4 separate regions of the Homo sapiens genome follow, and regions 1, 2 and 4 are each linked to region 3. A link is a contact called in ENCODE Hi-C or POLR2A ChIA-PET data. All regions are on one chromosome and are shown on one strand. Each heading gives the region's core, a stretch centred on a gene start or an enhancer-like site at or near the end of the contact. The rest is flanking DNA. Distances are from core to core; before and after follow the strand shown. Region 1 has its middle 72 kb from the start of LINC01972. Region 2 holds the start of LSG1 (large 60S subunit nuclear export GTPase 1). Region 3 holds the start of LINC01972 (long intergenic non-protein coding RNA 1972). Region 4 has its middle 100 kb from the start of LINC01972.

Region 1 (3,003 bases), core at 181-2,680, 72 kb after region 3:
CCATCCTGGCTAACACGGTGAAACCCCGTCTCTACTAAAAATACAAAAAATTAGCCAGGCGTGGTGGTGGGCGCCTGTAGTCCCAGCTACTCGGGAGGCTGAGGCAGGAGAATGGTGTGAACCTGGGAGGCGGAGCTTGCAGTGAGCAGAGATCGCGCCACTGCACTCCAGCCTGGGTGACACAGCGAGACTCAGTCTCAAAAAAAGAAAAAAGAAAAAGGAAAAAAGAAATATACGGCTGTTGATAGGGGTTTCTAATGAACACGAGAGTCCCAATTTATGACATCTACACAATGCTAGTCAAAAGCAATGGAGTTGGGCTCTTTAGTCAACTCAGCCCCTTCGTTGTGAAATGTACATTTTCATCAGGCTATTTGGAATCACAGAAACCATTGCTATCTTTGAGGATTTCTGGTAGACTAGGGCCCAAAAGTTAGAGCTTCTGGACTAGACTGACTATGAGCATTTTACAGACAAGGAAAGTGGAGCCCAGAGGGAAAAGCAGCTTGTCCAAAGCCACACAGAGCATCAGTAGCAGGTCTGGGACTAGAAGCAGGTCTCCCATTCGCTTCCCTGGGTCCTTTCTTCAGCACTTGGACACCCGTTAGTTCTTAAGCTGGAAAGCAGGAGAAGCACATAGGACCCTTTCACAGAACCTCAGCTGTCTGGACCTGCTGATGCTTTTACAGATCCAGACCTAAGCAGGAATGGGGAGTGACAGCTTATCGCTCCCGCCATAGTGAGAGGTGAAGCCGGCTGGGCTTCTGGGTCAGGTGAGGACTTGGAGAACTTTTCTGTCTAGCTAAGGGATTGTAAATGCACCAATCAGCGCTCTGTGTCTAGCTAAAGGTTTGTAAACACACCAATCAGCACTCTGTAAAAACGCACCAATCGGCACTCTGTGTCTAGCTAATCAGGTGGGGACCTAGAGAACTTTTCTGTCTAGCTAAAGATTGTAAATACACCAATCAGCACTCTGTAAAAACACACCAATCAGCGCTCTGTAAAATGGACCAATCAGCTCTCTGTAAAATGGACCAATCAGCTCTCTGTAAAATGGACCAATTAGCAGGATGTGGGTGGGGCCAAATAAGGGAATAAACGCAGGCCACCCGAGCCGGCATCGGGAATCCAGTCGGGTCCCTTTCCAGGCTCAGTAAGCTGTGTTCTTTTGCTCTTGGCAGTAAATCTTGCTGCTGTTCACGCTTTGGGTCCACACTACCTTTAAGAGCTGTAACATTGACTGTGAAGGTCTGCGGCTTCACTCCTCAAGTCAGCAAGACCACGAACCCACCAGAAGGAAGAAACTCCGGACACACCATCTTTAAGAACTGTAACACTCACCTCGAGGGTCTGTGGCTTCATTCTTGAAGTCAGAAAGAACAAGAACCCACCAATTCCAGACACAATAGAATCCAAGTTCTGCCAAGTGTGGTAACACCCAGCTCACGAATGACTGCGACTCTTATCTTCGAGGTGACTCATCCTGGCAGCAGAATGAGCTCCGGCCAAAGGCACAGTGACATCCTAAAGCCCGCCCTCACTGTCTCTCTCCATCTCATGTTTAGCCAGAAAAGGCAAAAGCCAGTCCTTTCGTGAAATCAAACAGGCAAGTATCCCTCAGGGCTCTCTTGGCTCTGGCTAAAGTTGCTGGGACTCACGGGTTAGAAGAGACCCTACAGAGGCTTGTTACAGAGGCCTATCACCGAGGAAACACAGAACACTGGTAATGTAGGAGCCATGGGGCATTTGCTGCACAAGGTGAATTCTGTTTTACTGTTTAAACGATGGCACTGCGATATCTTTGATCTTTTTTCTTCCTCAGGGAAGTGGGTGATGGAAATGTCGGTTCTTTGTTATTGTAAGTTAAACTGCCTTTGGCTAAGCCCTGTGGTAACCCTGCTACTGTGCGGTAGGGCACTCACACCTCTGGTGTCTCATCATTAGGTCTTAATTCTGACATTATACATGCCCATGCTCCTTCCTGCAGAGATGTGAGAAAACCAGAAGCTTTAAAAAATCAAGTAAGTTTAAATTTGGGGCTCCCCAAGTCAACCTTCCAGGTAAATTCTCCTTTGTTAATGACACACTGTGCAGACAGCAGGCCTCATCCATTCCTTCAATAAACATTGAGTGGTGCTGCGAATCCAGGCTTTGTGTGAGGACCCGGGAATGAATGAGTGGGTGAGTGAGTGGTGAGTGAATGAATGAGCAAGTACCATCGTCTGTCTTGGGGGCACCTCCACACCACCCTTTTCATTCCCAGTTACACTTGAAATTCTTTGTCGAATGTCTGTTTCCCATTAGAACATTAGCCCATGAGTGCAAGGACTATTTGTCTCATTTATCACTCTGAGCCCAGCCCCAGGCACATCCATATTTGTTAAATGAAGGATGGTTAGTTGGATGACAGGATGGATTGGTGAACAAATGATCAAATAAACGAATAGGTGAGATATAGTGGGTTTCACCAAATATTTTTCATGTCCTTATTTATTCATTTTTATGTATTTTCACTCTCCTCTATTCATTTTTTTGATAGCTTGCTTTATTCCAGAAAGGATTTGAGGCAACTTCATCAGAAGTGAAAGTTTTAATTTTGGGTTCCAAAGAAAACATTTCAGAATGTGTTGCCAAATCTTAGCTCATCATAATTTGGAATTGGACAACATTCCTGAGCACGTGTCCCAGGCAAGGTGGGCCATGGAGGGACCATAATGCATGACCATGCCCTCCAGCTGCTTTGAGTGTAGCGGAGGAAAAGCCACATACCGGGGGGACAGCAGTTCATGGGGGAATGAAGGGATTCAGCCAAGGAACACCTATTGCAGTAGAAGCAAAGAGGAAGAACGAACATTTCATCTGACCTTGTCTTATTTTTGCTTATCCCCATTGTGCTGGTCATTCAGCAAGCACTTGATATTTTTCCATGAGATTTTATTGACACGGGAAATTAGGTGCCACTAAGACAAAGATTTATTTTCTTGGTGTCTATGCAAACTA
Region 2 (2,700 bases), core at 37-2,536, 97 kb before region 3:
CCCTGTCTCTCCAAAACAAACAAACAAAACCAAACAACCAGGCCTGATGGTGTGCACCTGTAATGCCAGCTACTCAAGAGACTGAGGCAGGGGGATTATTTGTGCCCAGAAGTTTGAGACTGTAGTGAATTGGTGAGTTATGATCACACCACTGGCACTCTAGCCTGGGTGACAGAGTGTGACCCTGTCTCTAAAAATGAATAACTGAATGATGAATGAATTTCCTAAATAAATATTAAGGGCCAAAAGTTTAAGTGGGCATAGAATCAGCAAAAATAAGGAATTAGGATCCAATTCTTTACCATTCATGTTCAATCTTCCCACAGTTTCCTAAAAGGCTTCATTAGTAACAAGTTGCTTCAAAGCTAATAAAAATTACCAGTAATCTAATGTCCAGAGTAACTCTGACCTGATGAATACTGATAAGCACTCCATGCTGTTTACTCTGCAGACTATATGGATGAAAGTCAGCTGGTGTGACAGTGGCACACGCTTACTTAGCTCCAGGGACATATTTAACTAAATTTAGCACACGATCTTAGCACTCAACATGTTCTCATTCATTCCCGGGGGAATGAATGGTGAAAATAACGACTAGAATGATGAACACAAGCCAAATCACTTCATTCATTTTTTTAAAGATCCTTCTATAACCTAGTAAAATATTAGGTCTTGTCACACCTGAAAAATCAATGATTTATCTTTGAGCTAAACCACTAGGGGGTGCTTCGCAAGGATGAGGCAAGGATCTGAATTATTTTATATTTCTGGCAGTAACCAACCGCTTCTGGAGGATCCATTCTTTGAACAAATCAATACAAAAATACGTTTTGTCTTTTTCCTGCTCTGGAAGTTCCAAGCACTTCAGTGGCTTCTAGGGCAAAACCCAAACGTACTCAAGACCTGGCATTGAAGACTCTTCAGATTCTCACTCCACGCCTCATCACCACACTAACTCTTCTTTCAAGCTTCTCCTACCTTTGTGTTCTGGGCCTTGCCAGGAGGAGGGCCTGCTACTCAGCTTGGCAGAAACTCCAACTCATCCTTCAAAACCCGGCTGAGGCGTCCCTCCTGCAAAACTTATCTGACTTTTGACCCCGAATTTTGCAGCACTCAGGCTAGACAGAAAAGATAAGAAAGATGACATGGTCTGTCTTACCCAGGAGTCAGTGTGACGATGGCTTCGGCTCCGCTGAGTCTGATGGCGCATAAGGGCCCGTCCCAGCGACCCACCGGCCGGGGCTCTCCTCCGGCCCATGGCAACACGACCGCTGGACGAAGCTTCCCGGCTCGGCGCGTGCAGTTTCCGGGATTCACAGTTCGATCCCCGGAAGTGACGATAAGCGAGCCCAAGTAGTTCAGGCTCAAACTTGAGAGGGGAAAGCAGAATGACTTGTTCTCAAGTTCTCCTTTTACGTCTCGATTTTACCAGTATTATAGAATATAAGTGAAAAAATGGTTCTGGGAAATTTTCGATAGATTTCCTGGCGAATGTCTCGAGTTTGGATAAATGACTGAGTTAAAAGAATGGTCCATTCTTAATTTGTGCGTCGGTCTTTAGCGTCCGGCGAGAAACTAGAGCACGTCGGAAACATGGCGGTTCCTATTCGCGGCACTAGCTCCGCCTTCCGCTGCTTCCGTCAGGAGGACGCGGAGACTCGGAGGAAGAGTGTTTCGGTGGCGCTGGGACGGGGGCGTTTCCCAGCGCTGGTTTTCTGCTGGCGTCCCGAGGTGTGGTCTCTCCGAGGTCCAGCACAGCAACTAACTTTTTGTTTATCTAGCCGACCCCAGCTGCGAACTGGGGAGAAAAGTCTTCGCCTGGATGTGAATTTGGAATGAGAGGCTGAATAGTATTTCCAGAGCTTGGCAAGGTTGTAGGAAAAGCCAACAGGAAGTGACTTACGCTTTATTTCAAAGAAAAAAAAAATGTTTAAACAGTTCTAATTATATTTTCATTACCCTTTTTAAAAATAATTAAAATGAAAGTGAAAACAGTGAGCCAGCTCCACTCCTAGAGGCCTGGGCTTTTGTTCCTCACTTGAATGTTTGATTTCCCTATAATGGGAATAATAGAAAGTCAGCTTAGAGTGGCTGGTGAACTACATTCTCATTGATCCAGAGAACCATCTCTTTGTTTTGATGCTTGGAGAGAGGAAGCAGCTTGAGCAAGTCGTAGATTGAGTGCGTGCAGTGTCAGGAATAAACCCAAGTCTTGTCACTAGCCTGTACACCCCTGGGGAGAGTGGGGAATGAGGGTTGTTAACATGTATTATTTATTTATTTTTATCTTTTGAGACAGAGTCTCGCTGTCCCCCAGGTGGAGTGCAAAGGCATGATCTCGGCTCACTGCAACCTCTGCTTCCCGGGTTCAAGTGATTCTCCTGCCTTAGCCTCCCGAGTAGCGGGAATTACAGACACGTGCCACCGCACCCAGCTAATTTTTGTATTTTTAGTAGAGACAGGGTTTGACTATTTTGGCCAGGCTGGTCTCGAACTCCTGACCTCAGGTGATCGCCCGCCTCGGCCTCCCAAAGTGCTAGGATTACAGGTATGAGCCACTGCGCCTGGCCAAACATGTATTTTTAAATCATAGGATCGAGGTAATGCATATATTACCTAGCATAGCTTGATTTAGCCATTCCACAATGTACACATATATCAAAACATTATGCGGTACAACGTAAGTAATAAACAATTTTT
Region 3 (2,983 bases), core at 176-2,675:
GGGGCTACCTGGGGAAGGAAGCAGATTCATTCTGTGCAGCCCAAAGAGGTGGAACTGGGCTGGGAGGGAGGATGTGGGTCTAAGCAAAGTGCCCCACGGACGCCGCTGTCTAAGAGCAGTGCTGTTAGCTCCCCATGGGTGGGGTTGTTGCAGCCGAGGCTGGGGGGCTAGTTGGCAGCCATGCTGCAGGAGGGGACACCAGCCTTGGGGGAGAGCCGTCTGTTAGCTCCTCACTTCTCGGGTCTTGCCCAACCCTGCCTTCATAAACACTAGAAGAATCCTCCTTGTGAGTGGGATGATATGCCCAGGAATGTTGTGGTAGGGCTAGGAGAGGACAGGGAGAGTCAGCTGCCTTGCCAAGAGCCCAGGACGGGAGGTCCTGGGCCAGGTGGATAGCACCTCCCTCAGCCTCAGAACTCAGAGGCTGGCTCAGAGCCAACACCATTCTGCCCAGTTGTCAATGAAGACTTTCACTCTTAAGAGGGTGAAGGGCAAAACCTAAAGGATTTTTCCAACAGTTGTACTCTGATTGCGGAAACCAAAGGAAAGAGTCATGGGTTCTGACGAAAGGTTAGAAAAGCTTTTGGGAGGAGAAGGCATTGAACCTTGATGAGTGGGAAGTTTAACTTCTGGGAAAGTTAAACTGAAATTCATCTGAGCCGCATTATGCTCTTGGCTGTCCTTCCTTTTACCCTATTCAAACCAATGTAGTCAGCTTACCTCCCGTCTTGGGCAGGGCCTGGGGTGGGAGTAGAGCTGGGGTGAGGTGGGACCACAGTGAATCAGACCCAGCCCCTGCCCACCAGGACCTGTAGTCTGGTCACTGATAATCCAGTAGAAGGCAGTAAATTGTGAGTGCCATAGAAAAGGTACCTTGTGGGGGGCTCGCAGGACAGACCATCACACCTGGCTGGGGATCAGGAATGCTTCATGGGGCAGTTCCTCTTTGAGATGTGTGCTGAGGGATGGGCAGGGCTTTTGAGTGAAGGAAGGAGGGTAGATGTGAGTCTCTATTATAATTCTCCGGCAAAAATATTCTGGTTTCTCTCTCTTAGTGGGTAGATTGGTAGGAAGATAAGGTTGGTTTTGGTAGGCTTTTTCTCTTTCAGGTATCCGATACCCACTCCTCACCTTAAAAGATATCTGTGTCTGTTAACTGTCCTTCTTAGGTCCAGAATCAAACTCATCTGTCAATGGGCTCCATGGATAGGGACCAGCAGGGGAGTTAATGGCCCTGGAGACAGAAGGGGCAGGAGGTCAGGAGTCAGGGCTTCGGGAGCAGCCAAGGGGCATTGGGAGGAAAGAGACTGCAGAGAGACTGAAAGGTAACTCATTACGTGACAAAGACTTACTGTTATTACTGATAATTTGCAGCAGGCACTGTGTTGGGAACTGGGTATCCTAAGATGAGGATAGCAGGGCGTCTGCCCCAGGGACCCCCCGCACGGAGGTGGCTGTGTCGGCAACAGTGGTGTCACAGTAGGTAAGTGCAGCGAGCAAAACAGGCCACAGAAGTGCGCACTGGTCCACGGTGACCCCAAGGAGGACATGATCCCCCTTGTCTGGGAGGTAAGGACAGCAGGCAGCCCACCTGCAGCTGGGAGTGGTGATGGGAGAAGCTGCCGGGCTGGCTTCTTGCAGGTCGGCTCTTAGAGTTGGGCCTTTTTGGCCAATTAAATGGTCTCACCTCTCCCTTAAATTCAAGAACTTTCTCCATGAATTCTCAGTCCTGTGCTCACCCAGCCTCTGCTGCCTCTTTTGCTGTTGGGTGGCTGTGGTCGCCACAGGTTCTGCTGCATTTTAGAGACCGAGTCAGCCTTCTGGACTTCCCACCTGCTGGGTAAAACTCAAGTAACATGTGAGAGCCGCGCTCCTCAGGCCCCACCCCCTGTGGGTGATTGATTTCTAAGTAGGGGAAGCCCGCCCTCCTCAGGTCCCACCCCTTGTAGATGATTGATTTCTAAAGTAACAAGTGAGAGCCAAGCTCCTCAGGCCCCACCCCTTCTGGATGATTGATTTCTAAGCAGGGGAAGCCCGCTCTCCTCAGGCCCCACCCCTTGTAGATGATTGATTTCTAAAGTAACAAGTGAGAGTTGCGCTCCTCAGGCCCCACCCCTTGTAGATGATGGATTTCTAAGCAGGGGAAGCGCGGCCGCCCCGGGTTAGACACGCGTCTGTTTGCTTGCAGATGTGCACACACTGTCTCCGGCTTCTTCTGTGGCTTGGTAGAAGCCCCAGCTTTTTAACTTATTAAGCACAGCTCTTCCCTCTGTAGGACTGCAGGCAGGACAGTCCTCTTCCCGGGCTCACCGCAACATTCAGTAGCTGCTTTGAAGGAACAGAATAAGGTTGCCACATGCCAGTCTGTCCTCCGATCACTTCAGGGTTCCACTCACCGTGGGTTCAAGGCTTCTTTGATTCTTTGTTTCCTTTAGTTTTCATTCTCTCCTCTTCAGAACAAGAGTAGATGGTTCGGTGTATGCAAATATCACAGTTCCAGGTAACTTGAAGGAGCAGTTTGGATTTAGGTATTCATTCTTACTTTTATAGGACTGTAGATATCTCTTTATGCAAATAAGACTTACTATTGTATTATAAGAGCAATAACCATGCACTGCTTCAAATGACATCATTTACATTTTTATTTTTGCAATAAGAATATATTTAGGCAACAGAATCAATGCTGCTTTTTGAGAGGTATTTTCTAATTTCTAATGTTGATGGGTTCAAAGACTTGCTATGAGTACATGGGTCACAGACACCACCTCATGCAAAGCAGAAAGGAAATAAATCAAGGAATGAGAACGAGAGCCAACACCATTCTTTCTTTCTTTTTTTTTTTTTTTGAGACAGAGTCTTACTCTGTTGCCCAGGCTGGAGTGAAGTGGTGCAATCTTGGCTCACTGCAACCTCTGCCTCCCGGGTTCACACCATTCTCCTGCCTCAGCCTCCCGAGTAGCTGGGACTACAGGCGCGTGCTACC
Region 4 (2,867 bases), core at 66-2,565, 100 kb after region 3:
ATCTGCAAAGACCCTATGTCCAAATAAGGCTACATTCACAGGTACCGGGTAATTCCGAGGACACCATTTAACCCAGCTGAGCCTGGCAGTTAATATTCTCACAACCACAAACTCATCCGTGACCCAGGTGAGTCCCTTCTCATTCTGGGCATCTGGTTTCCACCTATAAAATGAAAGGGGTGACTGGAGTCGCTCTAGGCCCCAGCCCAGCCCAGAAGCACTGGGTGTCCTTAGACACTCCTGGACCGGGTCTCAGGTAGGTAAGCCGGGCATCAGGAACAGGACTGAGGAGGCCGAGGCCTGTGTGTGTTTCATGTTGCTGCAGGCGAGGGACGTGCACTGGCTGTCACTGCAGACACTGCAGCCATTGCTGAGGATTTCTGAAGTCCTGAGCCCCTAGGTTCCTGGGAACAATGAAGCTTGAACTCTGTGGCCAGAATCATAGCCCAGAGCTATACTAAGACTCAGTCCTGCCCAGCCCCCTTTTATCACCTAATTCATGGCACAAGTGCAAACTCACATTCTTGTCCAAAGAGGAGTTGGAACAAACTGGATTTAGCGCAGCAGATTCTGAGGGACATCTGAGGTCATGAACTGAGCGGGCGTGTGCTGCTGAGTCAACTCACACAGGCTGCCAGGTACCATCCTCAGACTCCGCAGGAGAGGGTGGGGAATGGGAGAAACTGGAAGAAGCTTCCAAGAGGAATTTGTGGCAAACCTGCTTTACCGTGTTGGTTCCCTTTGGGTAACCAGATTGCAATAAAAACAACAAAGACACTCTCCTCGTGTATGAGAACTTCACACCTCATGAAAAGCTTTATACCTGTTCGCTTGTTTGATTTGATTCTAAAAAGTTGTGTGCAAACAGGGACTTTGATTGCAGTTTTCCAGATAAAGAAACTAAAGCTCAGAGTGGTGCCACACAGGGTCCCTCCCAGGGGCTGCTTCTGATGGCTCATTCAGGAGGGAGACCTTTAGAATTACTGCCCAAATCTCCACCCCAAGGCACCCAACACAGTGTCAGCGTAATCATCTTCCATGGGGACACTCTGTTCTCACATTCTTGTGTAAAGTATGAATACCTGCATTTTATGGAAGATTGCTATTTGTATTGATTTATAACATACAATATAAATGAAAGCAGTGTGTTTGCTATGCAAACACAGGTTCAAGACCAGCCCAGAAGACCCCTCCCAGCACCTAAGCCGTTCCAGATGGGCCTCCTGGAGTGATCACAGTTGTTCTGACTCACAGGAGGCCAGCCAGGATGCTGCCAGGGAGGCTGCCTGTGTGAGCACGCCGTCTGCAGAAGGCAGTCTCACTCTGCTAAGACAGACAGCTTAGCGCCGGGCTCCTGCTGAGGACACTGCCCCGGGGAGAAACCCTGGGCCACCCCACTCACTGTTCTAGTCCCGGGCGGGGCCGGCAGGGCCTGGGCAGGTCAGACTTTGCTGTGGGGCTGGTTTCCACAGTGAGGGAGGAGCCGGTTCCGCTGCTGACTGGTGGGCAGCTCAATGCTTTGGCCAGTCAATGACATGGCCATTAGGCAAATATTTGGGGCTTGATTTTGGTTATGGTTTTTAAAATAGAAAATGAATAAATTAGGCTTGGGGAAGTGGTGTTTTACAGTCACGTGGGAGGAACAGGCATTGAATCTGATTGTCCTTGGGCTGCAGCTAGAATTGCAGCCTCGCCTCTGTGGCATTTAGGCGTTGGCTTAACCACAAATCACAGACCAGAGAAGGCCTCAGTGTCAGAGAAAGGCCTGGAAAGAAGGAAGCAGACACAGAGAGCCACGGACTCACCCAAGGTCACACAGCTCATATCGGGTGATTGAACTGTGTGGGGGTGGAATCACATCTGTCCAGGACATCAGCATGTCACTGGCACCCATCTGGCACCTGGCAGGGAGTGGGTGTCCATTACGTGGGATGACTGTGTGTAGGAGGGAGGAAGGCAGGCAGGGAAGGAGGGAGCGGCAGAGAGCGAGGACACAGGGCTCTCATTGTCCAGGCCCTGTGCTCTGCATCACCACTCTGAGCTTGACAGACAGAAACGGGAGACAGCGGGAGCAAGCTGTGAACAAGGGAAAGGAAGGATGGAGCAAGATGGAGAGGGTGTGGGGCCCAGAGTGGGCTCTACTTTCTCAAGCCATGCCTGACTGTCCTTGGTGATGACTCGGGCAGAGAAAGAAGAGGTACCCCAGAATGTTCTCCCCAATAATCCTGGCCCCGCGCACCCGTGCCATGGACTCTGATACCAGGCTCCCTGCCTCTTCTGCTGGAGTCCTGTGGGAAGAGGGAAGGGGAAGCTGAGAGAGAAGAGAGGGCAGGCACTCACCTTCCAGTAGGGAAGCAGCAGCAACCCTTAAATCTGCTCTGTCTTTTACCTCTGACAATCACAGGCCACGTGTAATTTGATCCCTGAAACAGCCCGGTGAGGTTCCCATTCCACAGACACAAAAAGAGAATCCCTCTGGGCTCTTGCCACATTCCTGTATGATTAGTTTTCTGGTAAACATGAATAAACCAAACTAAAAAGGGCTGTTAGTGTATTTAATTTAACAAGGAGTAATTCCTCAGTAAATCCAAGGACAGAATCTCTAATGGGCTTTGCTGATGAACTGGTCAGGAGATATTTGGAGTCCAAAAAATCTCAGCAACCACAGCTCAGTTAGCATTCTATCGAACATTTACTAGGTGCCAGAACTATCTTCTTACTCTATTGTCCCATTTACTCCTTACACCCCCGAGAGATGGGTACTATTATCATGCAGTTTCCAGACGATGAAACTCCAGTACTGAGAAGTTCACTGCCTGTCTAAGGTCATCTCGATAATCACTGGTGGCCTCAGCATACTTTTAATT

The links. A loop is a pair of places that touch in the nucleus more often than their neighbours do. ChIA-PET counts read pairs that join two places held with the same protein, here RNA polymerase II (POLR2A). Pooled maps may share reads with other maps.
Region 1: a loop to region 3 is called in a map of PC-9, with 2.1 times the contacts of the local background. The contact joins the enhancer-like site here to the promoter of LINC01972 in region 3. A Hi-C loop is called at or near these places in 2 of 168 maps with a recorded cell type or tissue (PC-9 and endothelial cell of umbilical vein) and 1 of 50 pooled maps. POLR2A ChIA-PET finds 5 or more read pairs at or near these places in 4 of 52 experiments (H1, OCI-LY7, Panc1 and 1 more).
Region 2: a map of CD8-positive, alpha-beta T cell shows a loop between it and region 3 (21-fold over the local background). The contact joins the promoter of LSG1 here to the promoter of LINC01972 in region 3. A Hi-C loop is called at or near these places in 37 of 168 maps with a recorded cell type or tissue (B cell, CD4-positive, alpha-beta T cell, CD4-positive, alpha-beta memory T cell and 22 more), 26 of 37 single-sample maps with no recorded cell type and 41 of 50 pooled maps. POLR2A ChIA-PET finds 5 or more read pairs at or near these places in 27 of 52 experiments (A549, AG04449, B cell and 23 more).
Region 4: a map of PC-9 shows a loop between it and region 3 (6-fold over the local background). The contact joins the enhancer-like site here to the promoter of LINC01972 in region 3. A Hi-C loop is called at or near these places in 8 of 168 maps with a recorded cell type or tissue (PC-3, PC-9, cardiac septum and 4 more) and 3 of 50 pooled maps. POLR2A ChIA-PET finds 5 or more read pairs at or near these places in 3 of 52 experiments (A549, MCF 10A and PC-9).

What each region holds. Positions count from the first base shown.
Region 1 is chr3:194,839,706-194,842,708 of GRCh38, forward strand. No RefSeq gene overlaps it. Among named protein-coding and RNA genes, the nearest start is that of LINC01972, 72 kb to the left of the region's middle. RefSeq lists an enhancer at 523-1,722. Within about 2 kb of position 1,431, at least 3 of the 41 ENCODE cell types and tissues checked have a DNase peak (open chromatin) inside an H3K27ac peak, as active enhancers do; they include PC-9 and endothelial cell of umbilical vein, where a contact is called at or near this core.
Region 2 is chr3:194,670,905-194,673,604 of GRCh38, forward strand. LSG1 (large 60S subunit nuclear export GTPase 1) reads right to left here and starts at 1,287. Exons shown (of 14, transcript NM_018385.3): 1 at 1,160-1,287. The coding sequence starts at 1,258.
Region 3 is chr3:194,767,284-194,770,266 of GRCh38, forward strand. LINC01972 (long intergenic non-protein coding RNA 1972) reads right to left here and starts at 1,426. Exons shown (of 3, transcript NR_146990.1): 1 at 1,353-1,426; 2 at 1,132-1,234. The region is part of intron 3 of LINC01968 (long intergenic non-protein coding RNA 1968); the gene reads left to right. The region is part of intron 2 of LOC105374292 (a long non-coding RNA gene); the gene reads left to right. RefSeq lists enhancers at 1,917-2,211, 2,327-2,426 and a silencer at 2,057-2,156.
Region 4 is chr3:194,870,341-194,873,207 of GRCh38, forward strand. No RefSeq gene overlaps it. Among named protein-coding and RNA genes, the nearest start is that of LINC01972, 100 kb to the left of the region's middle. Within about 2 kb of position 1,316, at least 29 of the 41 ENCODE cell types and tissues checked have a DNase peak (open chromatin) inside an H3K27ac peak, as active enhancers do; they include PC-3, PC-9, heart left ventricle and 2 more, where a contact is called at or near this core.